3 separate regions of the Homo sapiens genome follow, and all the other regions are linked to region 3. A link is a loop called in an ENCODE intact Hi-C map of the cell type or tissue named here. Cell type or tissue: PC-9. All regions are shown on one strand. Each heading gives the region's core, and the rest is flanking DNA. Links, peaks and the distances in the headings are about the cores only. Region 1 has its middle 160 kb from the start of UBE2E2-DT. Region 2 has its middle 170 kb from the start of UBE2E2-DT. Region 3 has its middle 87 kb from the start of UBE2E2-DT.

Region 1 (4,868 bases), core at 1,522-4,021, 73 kb before region 3:
TTTAGATTCACCACAAAAAAACTTAACACTACTTAGAAATTTAGTTTGGTATATCTATAAAGAGCTTTTAACATTCATAATTTTCTAAAACAATGCTAAACTCATTTTGAAACTGAATTAAAGGTAACTTTTAAAAAATTACATATTGGCCGGCCGCAGTGGCTCACGCCTGAAATCCCAACACACTGAGAGGCCGAGGCTGCGGGATCACCTGAGTGATCACAGGAGTTCGAGACCAACCTGGCCAACATAGGGAAACTCTGTCTCTACTAAAAATACAAAAATTAGCTGGGCGTGGTGGCACATGCCTGTAATCCTAGCTACTCAGGAGGCTGAGGCAGGAGAATCACTTGAACCTGGGAGGTGGAGATTGCAGTAAGCCGAGATCACACTGCTGCACTCCAGCAAGGGGGACAGGGCAAGTTTCTGTCTCAAAAAAAAAAAAGTTACATGTTAAGTGTGCTTAAATTCTCTCAAGCTAATATTTAGTATTCATCTTATTGCAGTAAAAGTTGTTCACATTTTAGCAAGAGCTTTGGAAAATAGCGCTATTCAAACTGATGCATTTTTTTTAGCATTGGAGTTGCTCAGCTGAAAATGTATGTATTTGGAGTTTTTATTTTTATATATAAATAATTTGTATATTTGAATTTCTATCCTCTTCAGTTCCTGTGGTATGCCACAAATGTTTGGTAAGATTTAAAGTGTTAAATCTTTAAGATACTAGATGATCTTAGAAGTGGAAATCTATTATACATTTGTGAACTAACAATTAGTCTATGTAACTACAAATTAATATGAAATTGCCGGTTCAGTTACTGGGAGTATAAATGTTAGAAAAAATACTGAAATGCTTTGCAAAGTGGCTTATGAGTTTAAACCTGCTAGTGATTTTTCAAAAGGTGAATAGGAATAATTCTTTCTCTCACTTCATCTTGTTATAACAAGAATAAAAATTCCACAACAGTAATGACCATTTATTTTTAATCATAAAGAAGAATTGTACAAGATATGTGTAAAGAAATTTTGCTGAGACATTAAAAGACTTAAGTAAATGTACATTGACCATATTTCTGGATTGGAAGACTCAAAATTGAAAAAATATTAATTCTCTGCAAAATAATATGTGAATATTAATAGAATACCAAATAAAATTGTAAGAAAATTTGGGAGGAGAGACAACTCAAAAAAAATAATTCCCAGTTTGATTAGAAGAATAAAAAACATGAAAATTGAATACCCAGAAATTTTCTGAAAAAGAAGAATGATAACAGAAACTTATTCTGCCAGGTTTTTAAATACATTTTAAAGTAATAGGCTGAATGTGGTGGATCATGCCTGTAATCCCAGCACTTTGGGAGGCCAAGGTGGGTGGATCACTTGAGCCCAGGAGTTTGAGACCAGCCTGGGCAACATGGCGAGACCCCATCTCTGCAAAACATGCAAAAAAATTAGCCAGGTCTGGTGGCACACACCTGTGGTGCCAGCTACTTGGGAGGCTGAGATGGGAGGATTGCTTGAGGCTGGGAGGCTGATGCTGCAGTGAGCTGAGATGCCGCTACTGCACTCCAGCCTGGGTGACAGAGCAAGACCCTGTCTCAGTAAGTAAGTAAGTAAGTTACAAAAATGAAAAGGGCTTGACAAGGGAGCCAGAAAATAAAAGAAACACAACAGAATAAATAAGTGGTTAATGGTCATAGGGAGGGACTTTGAGTCAGTGGACAAATGGTAGGTATTCAGTAAATGTTGCCAGGAAACTGGAGAAAAATCTGTGGTCAAATAGAAAAAGAAAATTTTATCCCTAATTCATACTTTCTTTCAGAATAAAATTCAAATGAATTAAAAATATAAATATTAAAATGTAATTAGAAGCATACAGAAGGGAAATTACCCATAATCAAGGCATGGAAAACTGTCCAAAGATGATATAACCTGAAAAAGGCCAATAAATCTGACTGCAGAAAACTATTTAACACTGAACTGCAACAATGCCAAAAACAAGATTAAATTTTAAAAGGGGGCCAGAGAAATTATAATACATGAGGCAAAGTGTTACCATAAAAATGAGATGTTTTTCACAACTATTACTCAAGGTCCTGGCAAAAAACAGATGGCACACTCAAGCAGGGTGACTGGAGGAGTTTAATAAGAGTACATTTTACAAAAGTGTGGACAAGGCTAAGGGAAAATCAGCCAAAGGTGATGAAGCACCCCAGGGCTAGCAACAGCCCAGCAGAGATCCATTTCCCACCCTAGGTCAGAATGGAAAAGGATGGGAGAAGTTGCTGGAATCTAGAATGAGTAGAGACCACCAGATAGAAGCTATAGCCTTTGGTAGAAGGATACAGCCCACCCACCAACAACCTGGCAGAAAGGAGGCAAAGGAATAATTGCTTTGACCTCACTCTGCTTCCATGTGTGCTTGTCCCACCAATGGCTCCATTGGCTGACCCGTAAGGAAGCCAGAGGTCACAGAGCCCACAAATGCTCCAAAGGGCAGGGTGGGGAAGGGTGGGGAGTACATTTGGAGGTGGAAATGGAAAACTCGTCATTGGAAAATATTAAAAGAATGATTTATCAGTGCCAGAGAGGGTGTGGCGAACTGGGGATTCATGGGAGTACATGTTTGTGGTTGCAGAAATATTTCCACCCTTCGGGAGGTTAAGTTGACAACATGAAATGTCAATATCCTGCAACCTACAAATTCTACTTCAAAGGATCTATCATTCAAAAATAGTCAATGAACTAGTATGTGTGTGTATACATACCTGTGTATATGTATATGTCTGTATATATACACATGTATATTCATCACAGCATTGTTTATTACAATGAAACTTTTGTAATAACCTAAATGTCTATCAGTAGGAAGTTGGTTAAATATATTATTGTATTTATAAACTGGACGACTGTGCTGACATTAAAATTGATTATTTAGGCTTATGTATCTTAATAAGGAAAGATGATCATAATAAGTCATTAAATGACAAAATTAACACATAGGGGCAAAAAAGAAATCTAAAGGGATATGTACCTAGTGGAAGTGGCAAAACTGTGGGTTGTTTCGGTTTATTACTTGTATTCCTGGTTATGTGTGTGTTTTTCAATTTTTTCAAACAATAAACATGAATTACTGCTTAGTGGTTGATGGTGTGTTTTAGAAAAAAAGACGAAAATTTTTTAATGTGAAAGTAACTCTAACAGTAGATATTTTGGGCTTTTTTCAATTTGGTTTCTTTCTTGTTTCAAAAGAAAAATGTGTGCCCTTTATTAACCAAGAAAACTAGATAGAGCTCTGTACCAGGGTAAATGAGGGCCTCTGTAATAAAAAGCCTGGGTAATGGAGAGCTATAAATATTTATAAGAGAATTGTATTTGGTAAGGAAAGATGTTTCTAATGATTTTTTTAAAGTACATTATAGAGTTGCTTCAGCCACAAAAATGACAGGCTCACCACTCATCAAACTCATCTTTTTTTTTCAACTTCTAAAATACACTGTCAACCTCACAGCATGAAGCCCATTATAAATTGCAGTCCTAGTTTTACATTAATATCAAAATAAGACTAACAAAATTTAAGTGTCAAGCTCTATACTGCACATAGTATTATTTATGTTTTATAGAGAAACTGAGGTTTTTTAAAATCCCTCAATATCAATTAGATTAACTGGTTGTTCTTAGCTATTAGTAGAAGGCAATTTATTCACAGAGATAATCAGAAAATTAGTCTATGAAATAAAAGTATGTCCCATTCTGTGAGCTGCATTAAAAAACACAATGTCTGCCTTCAAGTTAAAAATGACAAGTGACCAAATACATTTCTCTCTTCTTCCTCCTAGGACCCTACTAATAATAGTGAAGATATATAAATATATATATACAGACTCAGGCATTGGGCAACCAAACACTCATATATATATATATATGAACTAAACTGATGGGTCAGAAGGGATCCCCCCGCACAGCACAGCTGCACTACCAAAACAGCCAGACTGCCTCTTTAAGCAGGCCCCTGATCCATTCCTCCTCACTGGATGGGACCTCCCAACCAAGGTCTCCAGCCACCCTTGCCCATGTTTTCTGGCCAGGGATTTGATTTCTCCCTGGGACAGAGTCCCAAGAGGGAGGGGTGGGCCACCATCTTTGCTGTTTTCACAACTTAGATGTTCCAGTCTGTGGCCTTGGAAGATCCCAAGCCAGCCAGGGGTGGAAGTGGTGCCCCAGCACACTTGCTCTACCAAAGAGTGGCTAGACTGCTTATTTAAGTGAGTCCCCAATCCCATTCCTCCTGACTGGGTAAGACCTCCAAATTGGGGTCTCCATCTGCCTCCTACAGGTGTGTTCAGGCCAGCAACATGTCTGTACCCCCGCTGGGACAGAGCCCCCAGAGGAAGGAGTAGGCTGCCATCTTTGCTGTTTCACAGCCATCACTGGTGATACCTCCAGGTACTGGAAAAACTGAGGTAACTAGAGCAGATCCCCAGCAAACCACAGCAGCCCCGTGGAAAAGCGGCCATACTTCTAAAAGGGAAAAAAAAAATCCTCATCCAACAACCTCAAGATTGAAGGTAGATAAGCCCACAAAGATGAGAAAGAATCAGCACAGGAACACTAAAAACTCAAAGAGCCAGAGTGCCCACTTTCCTCCAAATGACCACATCATCTCTCCAGCAAGGGTTTGGAACTGGGCTGAGGCTGAGATAGCTGAAATAACAGAAGTAGAATTCAGAATGTGGATGAAAATAAACTTCAGTGAGCTAAAGGAGCACATTGTAACCCAATGCAAGCCAAAAACCATGATAAAGCATTGCAGGGGCTGACAGATAAAATAGCCAGTATAAAGAAGAACATAACCAACCTGATAGAAC
Region 2 (5,359 bases), core at 2,107-4,606, 79 kb before region 3:
TTGGTTTCAAAGAACATCTTTATTTCTGCCTTTATTTTGTTATTTACCCAGCAGTCACTCAAGGGCAGGTTGTTCAGTTTCCATGTAGTTGTGCAGTTTTGAGTGAGTTTCTTAATCCTGAGTTCTGATTTGATTGCACTGTGGTCTGAGAGACAGTTTGTTGTGATTTCTGTTTTTTACATTTGCTGAGGAGTGCTTTACTTCCAACTATATGGTCAGTTTTGGAAGCTGGGTGATGTGGTGCTGAGAAGAATGTATATTCTGTTGATTTGGGGTGGAGAGCTCTGTAGATGTCTATTAGGTCTGCTTGGTGCAGAGCTGAGTTCAAGTCCTGGATATCCTTGTTAAACTTCTGTCTCGTTGATCTGTCTAATATTGACAGCGGGGTGTTAAAGTCTCCCATGATTATAGTGTGAGAGTCTAAGTCTCTTTGTGGGTCTCTAAGGACTTGCTTTATGAATCTGGGTGCTCCTGCCTTGGGTGTATATACATTTAGGACAGTTAGCTCTTCTTGTTGAATTGATCCCTTTACCATTATGTAATGGCCTTCTTTGTCTCTTTTGATGTTTGTTGGTTTAAAGTCTGTTTTATCAGAGACTAGGATTGCAACTCCTGCCCTTTTTTGTTTTCCATTTGCTTGGTAGATCTTCCTCCATCCCTTTACTTTGAGCCTATGTGCGTCTTTGCATGTGAGATGGGTTTCCTGAATACAGCACACTGATGGGTCTTGACTCTTTATACAATTTGCCAGTCTGTGTCTTTTAATTGGAGCATTTAGTCCATTTACATTTAAGGTTAATATTGTTATGTGTGAATTTGATCCTGTCATTATGATGTTAGCTGGTTATTTTGCTCGTTAGTTGATGCAGTTTCTTCCTAGCATTGATGGTCTTTACAATTTGGCATGTTTTTGCAGTGGCTGCTACTGGTTGTTTCTTTCCATATTTAGTGCTTCTTTCAGGAGCTCTTGTAAGGCAAGCCTGGTGGTGACAAAATCTCTCAGCATTTGCTTGTCTGTAAAGGATTTTATTTCTCCTTCACTTATGAAGCTTAGTTTGGCTGGATATGAAATTCTGGGTTGAAAATTCTTTTCTTTAAGAATGTTGAATATTGGCCCCCACTCTCTTCTGGCTTGGTTTCTGCAGACAGATTCACTTTTAGTCTGATGGGTTTCCTTTTGTGGGTAACCCAACCTTTCTCTCTGGCTGCCCTTAAAATTTTTTCCTTCATTTCAACCTTGGTGAATCTGACAATTATATGTCTTGGGGTTGCTCTTCTCGAGGAGTATCTTTGTGGTGTTCTCTGTATTTCCTGAATTCGAATGTTGGCCTGCCTTGCTAGGTTGGGGGAGTTCTCCTGGATAATATCCTGAAGAGTGTTTTCTAACTTGGTTCCATTCACCCCATCATTTTCAGATACATCAATCAAACGTAGATTTGGTCTTTTCCCATAGTCCCATATTTCTTGGAGGCTTTGTTCATTTCTTTTTACTCTTTTTTCTCTAACCTTGTTTTCTCGCTTCATTTCATTAATTTGATTTTCGATCACGATACCCTTTCTTCCACTTGATCAAATCGGCTATTGAAGCTTGTGCATGCCTCACAAAGTTCTCATGCCATGGTTTTCAGCTCCATCAGGTCACTGAAGGTCTTCTCTACACTGTTTATTCTAGTTAGCCATTCATCTAACCTTTTTTCAAGGTTTTTAGCTTCCTAGTGATGGGTTTGAACATGCTCCTTTAGCTTGGAGAAGTCTGTTATTACCCACCTTCTGAAGCCTACTTCTGTCAACCCGTCAAAATCATTCTCCATCCAGCTTTGTTCCATTGCTGGTGAGGAGCTGCGATCCTTTGCAGGAGAAGAGGCACTCTGGTTTTTAGAATTTTCAGCTTTTCTGCTCTGGTTTCTCTCCATCTTTGTGGTTTTATCTACCTTTGGTCTTTGATGTTGGTGACCTACAGATGGGGTTTTGGTGTAGATGTCCTTTTTGTTGATGTTGGTGCTATTCCTTTCTGTTTGTTAGTTTTCCTTCTAACAGTCAGGTCCCTCAGCTGCAGGTCTGTTGGAGTTTGCTGGAGGTCCACTCCAGACCCTGTTTGCCTGGATATCACCAGCAGAAGCTGCAGAACAGCCAATATTGCAGAAGGGCAAATATTGCTGCCTGATCCTTCCTCTGGAAGCTTCATCCCAGAAGGGCTCCTGCCTATATGAGTTGTCTGTCGGCCCCTACTGGGAGCTGTCTCCCAGTTAGGCTACACGGGGGTCAGGGACCCACTTGAGGAGGCAGTCTGTCCATTCTCATTCTCAGAGCTCAACCACTGCTCTGGGAGAACAACTGCTCTCTTCAAGCTGTCAGACAGGGACGTTTAAGTCTGCAGAAGCTGTCTGCTGCCTTTTGTTCAAATATGACCTGCCCACAGAGGTGGAGTCTATAGAGGCAGTAAGCTGTGCTGAGCTGTGGTGGGCTCCACCCAGTTCAAGCTTCCTGGCCTCTTTGTTTACCTATTCAAGCCTCAGCAATGGTGGACGCCCCTCCCCCATCCAGGCTGCCACCTCGAAGTTTGATCTCAGACTGCTGCAATAGCAGTGAGCAAGGCTCCATGGGCGTGGGACCTGCCAAGCCAGGCATAAGGGAGAATCTCCTTGTCTGCCAGTTGCTAAGACCTTGGGAAAAGTGCATTATTCAGGCAGGAGTGTCCCGTTTTTCCAGGTACAGCCTGTCCTGGCTTCCCTTGGCTAGGAAAGGGAAATCCCCCAACCCCTTGCACTTCCTGGGTGAGACGACACCCCACCCTGCTTCGGCTCATGCTCCATGGGCTGTACACACTGTCCAAACTGGTTGGACCCATCTTCTGCATCAATCACGCTGGGAGCTGCAGACTGGAGCTGTTCCTATTCGGCCATCTTGGAATGGATCCCTTCCCTCTACTATATTAATCATTAAATTTTCTTCTTCACATTTTAACACTTCCATGGAATTTTTTTTTAATTTTCATAGAGTACTCTTCCCCTTGTCTGACTTCTCTCAAGAATACTAAGGTGAAGTCTATATTTATAAGAATTATGCCCAGTATTTCTACCATACTATTTTTTTCTAAATACAGTATTTTTTTTATTTTGTGCTATATCAATGGATTAATTACGACTTAAGTCACTATCTCTAAGTCCCAGATGAGTTATTCATTAATTTCCTTAAATACCCAACGAAACTCTTTGACATCTCTCTGATCTAGACTCTCCCTTAATGACTCTGTTCTCCACTTCTTACTTACTTTCCGTTTTTCTTATGTCACTTCTATAATTAGAAAGAACACTGGGGCTACAAAATGTGGTCTTTAAACACCCAAAGGGCAAAAGCAAACATTCCATGAGAGTCAAAGAGAAACTGAAGCACCAAAAAAAGAACGATGACTTAGCCAAATTAACTCCCCCAGGAAATTATTTAAACTATTATGAAAGTGTTTTATAGTATGATAAGAGTAAAAAGCAAAAATGAAAAGACAGATATTCTGCTGCAAATTTTCTCTTGTAGTTAGGTAGATACATAAATATAGACAACTAGATGATAATTATCATATCAAGAAATGCTATTATACCCAAGCACATGGAGAAATTCCTGCCAATTTGGAATGTGAAACAAATTTAGTACAATAGAGCAATGTGCATATTGTCCTGCTGGAAAACTATTTGTTTAAACTAGGAAGTGGTAAATGACATCACATACACAAGGTTGATGGGTAAAATCACTTGCTGTGGAACCATGAAGATGGTAAATCCAGCACCACCCAAAAGGTGGATGCAAGGACTGCTCCTTGCACAGAAATCCTCCATCCACTAAGAAATGCCTTGCTTTTCATTTTTTCTCTCAAAGGAAACTTTCTCTTTTCTTTAATATCTCCATTTAGGCCAAAATATAAAATGTATCTACTTTCTTGCTTTTTTCAGCTATTCCTCGCTCATTAAGTTTCCTACTAAACATGTTATTGATTTTTAAAGTTCTAATAATTATATGAGTACTTTAGCTACTAAAATAGCCACCATTTTTTGAACTCCCACTATGTACCAGGCAATAGTAAGCATTTTCTATAAATAGCATTTTTTTATTCACAGAACAACTATATGAAGCAGAAATTATCCTGATTTTTACAGGAGAAGAAACTGAGCCTTAGGTGAAGGAACTTTGTCAAGGTCTCCCAGTTATTAAGGGGCAGAGGAAGACTTGAAACTCAGGTCTGATTTTCAACACATATATATTTTCCACATTATTCTGCCTTGTCTAGAAAAGTGATATTTTTGGCTGGGCGCAGTGGCTCACGCCTGTAATCCCAGCACTTTGGGAGGCTGAGGTGGGCAGATCACCTGAGGTCAGGAGTTTGAGGCCAGCCTGGCCAACATGGTGAAACCCTGTTTCTACTAAAAATACAAAAAAATTAGCCAGGCATGGTGGCACGCACCTGTAATCCCAGCTACTCTGGAGGCTGAGGCAGGAGAATTGCTTGAACCCAGGAAGCAGAGGTTGCAGTGAGCCAAGACTGCACCACGGCACTCCAGCTTGGGCAACAAGAGCGAAACTCCATCTTGAAGAGAAGAGAAGAGAAAAAAAAAGAAAAGAAAAGAGATATTTTGACAGCACACAAGCTAGGTACTCCTTCATTCAATGACATGAAAAAGCAGGCTTAATTCATTTTGTTGTCATTGAACCAATTCAAAACAATTACATACAATTTAAATTTGTAAGGAAAACATAAATTTATAAAATGAATGCTTTATGCCTTTGGAATGCATATGATATTGATAATGATCCATTGCTATCTGAGTTTTAAATTTTGCCATTTTTCTGCCTGAATCATTTGGAGATCAGGTAGAAGTTCAAGCCAAATTTTATTGAAAAATAGGCAAAAATTTCATCTATATTCACTAACCCCTAAAGAAGCTGAAATTTTCCCTTACCATTGATCCATTGCAGATTTTTTATCATGTTCCCTCGTACTAAATCAAAATAAATGAGGCCATGTCTAGCAGTTAAGCACTCACTGTCCAGATGTTTGCACTCAAGTGCACCCAGCTAAAAGTAGATAAGATTCATGTTCAAAATCCTTCTAGAAATACTTCCTCATTTAGTGCTAGTTTAATGTGAAAAGTGCTAAGCCATATCTTATATTGTAGAATTGCCTTCTTCTAACAATAGAGAAACATTTTATTAACCAGCCAAATTATTTTCCACCTACTGGAAAGTCTCTCGTAAAATTATTCCCCCTAGTGATAACAAGAGCTGGAGCCAATGCCAATCCTCTGAAATGATAGCCACAATAATCCACTACAAAAATGATTACATGAAGTTTGCTTTTAGGAAATAATGC
Region 3 (5,359 bases), core at 1,190-3,689:
CAAAGATCTATCTGGTTTGTTCAGGCATATATATATATATATATATATATATATATATATATATTTACTCTCTCAAAATTAAAAGACTTTCTCAGCCACATTGATTACTGTTTAAGACTACCAGAATCATCTATCTATTAATAAATTAATAAATTCAAATCATAGAGTCTGCCTGACCAGCCCCAGTCTTGCCTGGTTGGCAGGTGAATCTCCTAACTAGTTGCTTTCTTATCACAACTTGTAACAGTCAAATTCCCACTGGCCTTTATGCTCATCACCACCCGAGGCATGAAGCCGCAAAAGCAACACAGCCCAACTGACTCGGTAGCCTGGCGGTCAGCACTTCTCCCAGATGCACTGTTCCATGGCTCCCCTTCTCCCCCGGACCTCCTTTAGTGGGCTCTCTGTGTTGTTTTCGGAATGAAGTAATAAACCGTCACTGCCAGTACTTATAAAATGTTCTGGCTTTATGGGACAGCATCTCCTGCTGCTTTGGGCACAAGTCCAGTTTAAGCAAAGAATCTGGAAGGAGAGCAAAAAGAGTTTTCTAACCATTGCACTAAGGATGGTAGAAAAGAAAAATTAGATTCATGGCAAAAAAAGAAAAAAAGCTCATCTTCAGGACAAATACCAAAAAATGGGACTACTAGCCTGGATCTGACTAAATGAAGTTATAAACATGAAATCCTTGGATTAATCATGAAAGTTTTACATGGGTTAGAAGACACTCCTCCAACACAAACAGCCACAAAAGGCTATGTCATCACTACACCCAAGATGATGAAATACCTGTTCATCACTTCATAGTCATCCTTTCCTTTATATAATCTACTCTGCTCATCTGAATTCTGACTTTTAGGGAAGTGCCTTTTGTGAGTTATGTATGCTCAGTGGTTTTACGTGTACTTCATTTTTTACCAGCTGTGACAAGATTCTTAATCTTCATACAAGAAAAGCCAAGCCCGTGCAAGAACAACCTGTCAGGGATACTTACAGCCTTGTAGTTAACTCTCTCCTGAGTGTGATTTAATCAGCAAGGTACTGCTGACAATGTGTAATAGAACATTGTAAAAGCTACAGGTTAATACCTCCGAGGGTGCCAAAGGAGATGCCATAAAGGATATGGCAGTGAAATGAAAAAATGATTATTATTTAGCATTTATTAATCCTAGGTGGTATGCTAAACTCTAAAGAACATAGCATAGACAGAAGCAGATTGCCTCTGAAGTTCTGTGCTTTCCTCAACAAAAATGGAAGAGACTCTTACAACATTATCTCTAAATGATAATATGAAGTAGAAACAGCTTGAATCCATGGACAATGGCAGAAAAATACCAAAATAAAAGCCAAAAGGATTTTTGATGTGTATGTCCTCCAACCACAATCTGCTTTCATACACAGCACAATCTTGTGTATCTACCAGGAGTCGACAAACTACAGCCTATGGGTTCACCACCTGTTTTTGTAAAGTTTCGTTGGAACACAGCCACATCCATTTGTCTACAAATTGTCTGTGGCTGCTTTTGTTCTACAACAAGAGTTGAGTACTTATGACAGAGACCATATGGCCAGCAAAGCCAAAAATATTACTACTTGGCCCTTTGCAGAAAAGGCTTACTGACCCCTGGTGTTGTTTGAATGGGAGAAAACATGATCTAGACTTATGATTGTCTTGATAGAGTTACTTATCAATGTATTAATTTACAAGTATTCATTCAAAATTAAAATTCAATCTAGCTTCATGAGGCATATATAAAACGCCTATGTTTTTGCATAGTAGAGGAATGCACATACCACAGTGAAAGTTAACACATCACTTTTCCAGAGCAAAAGCACTTCACCTTGATGGAACTGCAGGAGATTCCCACAGAACAAACTAGTTTCCTAGCTAGATCTTTATCTTTGAAAAGGCCAAAGATCTGGATAGTTGAATGGAAGGTAAGATTCTACTAGTTATCATTCTATATAGGATAATGGTCCATGGTTTAATTTCTAGAACCACTCTAAATTAGATTTTAAAACTATTTGGAGCATTAAGACATTTATTGGTTTTATGTTATAGTCCACAAACTCTTGAGAAAAAAAAAAAACCAGTTGCAATCCACTTCCTGATTCTGCGGTTACAGTACATTTCAGCCACATAGTCAACAGTGTGATAAAATCAAATGTCATTTGTTTATTCAGAGACTATAAATGGCTTTCTTGATATGAAAGTAAACATTGTTTGAAAACTTCTAGCCTGAAGGATTGCTTTTTAAGTCTTCTTTGAAGAAATCCTTTTAGCACTCTCCAACAAATGTGGACATCGGAAAACTCCTCATTCATCTGAACAGACCAAGAACAGTGTTTCAATCTTCCAGATGCATGGAAAGAACGTAAATAGCAGTTTTCCAGCACATAGGTGGTGATTCAAATAGATGCTATATTTCATTCCTCAGGAATTGAACTCTATGACTTAATCTTACCTGCTTAACATCCAAAGATCTATGTTAGGGTTTTGGTAGCTTACATATGCTCTCTGTGACAACTGAGTAATATTACAACATCACACAGTTTGAAGAGGGGAAAACATTCAAAACCTTTCAAGCCCAATTACTTCATGAAACTATTTTAAAAATCAGACTGAACCAAATTGCTGTATTTCCAAATATCTTTTTATTTTACAATAATTTTAAAGGATTTCTTTCAATTACTTATACCTTTTACCCCCTGTAACTCTGAACAAAAACACCTTTTCACAAAGAATGATGAGGAAAATATCCAGGCTTATTTAGAGAACTGATAATGGATATCCTTAAGCAGAATCAAAACTAGCCTTAAACAGGGGACTGGGCTTGAGTTCTAGCCCTGGCCTAGGGAACTAATCAGATGAATGTGAATGACCTTGATCAGTTCACTTTCTTCTTTGAGTTTTATTTTCCTCATCTCTAAAAGCAAGTAATTTAAATCAAATTCCCAGAGTACTTCCAGCCCTAATACAATGATGACTAAAGCTTGGCATCTATCATAGTTCTCAGTATAATTACTTCTAACCTTCTTCCAACCTCATTCCGATACATGACAAAATGCCAGGGAGGGGTGGAGAATCACAGTACACCAAACAGGAATTTTATTCTCCCCTTCTAATTTGGAAGGAGTCATCACAATATTGCTAAGCCACAGAGGGGCATTTTCTTTGCCCCTCTTTCAGCACTTCATATAAGATTAGGCATAAGTTCTGTCTTGGTTTCTCTGACTGTATTATTTAAAAGAGTAGAAAAAATGATTTATAAAAATAATTTAGGACTATCTAGAGTTTTATGGATCAACATACTGGCACGTTGCAAAAATAGCTTTAATTACCTAAAGCATGATGTCCAGAGAGCTTTATAACTTGTTCTTAAAAAAGGATGTGGAACTATTGGAACTCTCAGCTATTGCTGATGGAAATACGGTCCCATTTTGGAAAGCTGTTTGGCAGTTTCTTATAAAGTTAAACATACACCCATCTTATGACTCAGACAGAATATGGCTGTTAGAGTTTCACAAAAATATAATATGAAAGTAAATTACAGTACAGCCCTTCAAATAAAAGTTCACAAGGATTCTGAATTTCTTGAAGTAATATTAAGTATCCAAGTATGACAGTGTCACAAACTTACATATTAAGATCCTTCTAAAAAGAACCCAGTCGGCAATCTTTTAGAACATTATTTAGGAAGAATCAAGAATGTGAGAAAATGGATTGATGAACTAAATATTTTAAAGATCAGGTTGGGAAACTTAGGATAACTTAAAACATTCAATGCTTTCTGATATCTAGAAGGACTACCCAAGCAAAAAGAAAATAATTAAGTAGACTTATCTATTCTTTTATATGATGAAAAGCCCTCCAGGAGGTAAGGGGTCCCAGGGAGGAGCTGATAGTATAAGAAGTAATTAAAAGCAACGAAGCACAAACTGCATACTGGTTATTTTCTAGGATTTGTTTTTAACTTTACCTCTGAGCATTAAAGGAAACAAAGAAAATAGTAATATCCCTGGGCAAGAATAATTTCCTACTTTTCAGTAATCTTATGCAGAATAATAAACACAAGGAGGGGCAAGCTTTAATGAGAATGCAAAGATGTTTGACAATTTCTCAGACCCACCAACAACAGCAAAGCCGTGTGAAAAACACAGACAACATCCAAACATTTTAAGCCTCAGTTACCAAGTTTACATGAAATAAATTCCAGACTCCTCACCCAGCTTACAAAGCCCAGTGTGACCTGGCTTTTGTTCCCTTTTCTGCCTCACCTTTGTGCCTTCCTCCTCCTCACCTACTATGTTCGAATTTGTTCCTAGAACTTCCTCTGCTTGGTCCAGCCCCCAGGTTGCACCCACCCTGTCCTCTGCCTGCAGTGCCCTTTTCCTCATCTCGCTTGGCGTTTCTGTTTTTCAGCCTTCAGATTCCTGGAGTGTCCCCTTTCATCACCCAATCTAAAGAAGCCCCTTATCTACATAAATTTCATAATTTTTTTCCTTTTTTAAATTTGCTTATTTTCTCTCTACACCAGCTAGAATGTAAGCTCCATGAAAGCGAGTAACTGATCTCTTTTGTGCTTGGCACTATGAAAGAAAACATTATCGTGAGATTTGTAAAACTGGGAAGGAAGACTTTTTTCAAGATTACTGCAGTAGGGGTTTGCAATAAGGCAGAGAGATGGAACCCAACTCCAAATACAACAAGGACAAGTGGGGATTTGTAACCAAAGACCAGGGTAAAAGTTCAGTGGATGGGCAATTACTGAGAGGAGACATCAAGGGTAGGAGGATTCTTGCTAAGCTGACCTAACAGGATTTTTGTTGAAGGAAGGCCAGGATAGTCAGATACCAAAGGATGAGGGATGACTTAGGACTCTTTGGTATGGCTGGGCTGGGCAGGCCACGGAGAGGACAGTGCCAAGGTTGAGTCTGGTCAAGAAGAGGGCTGAAAGGAGTATAACTAAAGTCTGGTCAAGGGGAGGGTCTTTGTCAGCATATGGGAGGCTCTCAAAAAATACTGACCAACTGGGGCTGAGCACAGTGGCTTACACCTGTAATCCCAGCACTTTGGGAGACCAAGGCAGGCAGGTCAGGAGTTCAAGACCAGCCTGGCCAACATGGTGAAACCCCCATCTCTACTAAAAATACAAAAAGTAGCAAGGCATGGTGGCAGGCACCTATAGTTTCAGCTACTCTGTAGGCTGAGGTGGGAGAATTGCTTGAACCTGGGGGGTGGAGGCTGCAATGAGCTGAGACCAAGCCACTGTACCCTAACCTGGGCAACAAAGCAAGACTCTGTCTCAAGAACAACAGCAACAACAACAACAACAAAATACTGACCAACTGAATGAAC

What was found. Peaks named below come from ENCODE experiments on the same cell type or tissue, not always from the same donor. Only the 100,000 strongest peaks of a DNase experiment are listed, where the experiment ranks them.
Region 1: it touches region 3 in a loop (8-fold over the local background); 1 of 110 quality-filtered maps calls a loop at or near these places.
Region 2: a loop joins it to region 3, with 4 times the contacts of the local background. A loop is called at or near these places in 1 of 110 quality-filtered maps.

What each region holds. Positions count from the first base shown.
Region 1 is chr3:23,039,957-23,044,824 of GRCh38, forward strand. No RefSeq gene overlaps it. Among named protein-coding and RNA genes, the nearest start is that of UBE2E2-DT, 160 kb to the right of the region's middle. In PC-9, for the core only: no CTCF peak of the experiment used is centred there; a DNase peak (open chromatin) is centred at 2,615.
Region 2 is chr3:23,033,617-23,038,975 of GRCh38, forward strand. No RefSeq gene overlaps it. Among named protein-coding and RNA genes, the nearest start is that of UBE2E2-DT, 170 kb to the right of the region's middle. RefSeq lists an enhancer at 2,035-2,535. In PC-9, for the core only: no CTCF peak of the experiment used is centred there; no DNase peak of the experiment used is centred there; H3K4me3 peaks cover 719 bases.
Region 3 is chr3:23,113,201-23,118,559 of GRCh38, forward strand. No RefSeq gene overlaps it. Among named protein-coding and RNA genes, the nearest start is that of UBE2E2-DT, 87 kb to the right of the region's middle. In PC-9, for the core only: no CTCF peak of the experiment used is centred there; DNase peaks (open chromatin) are centred at 1,821 and 2,171; H3K4me3 peaks cover 629 bases; H3K27ac peaks cover 671 bases; H3K27me3 peaks cover 605 bases.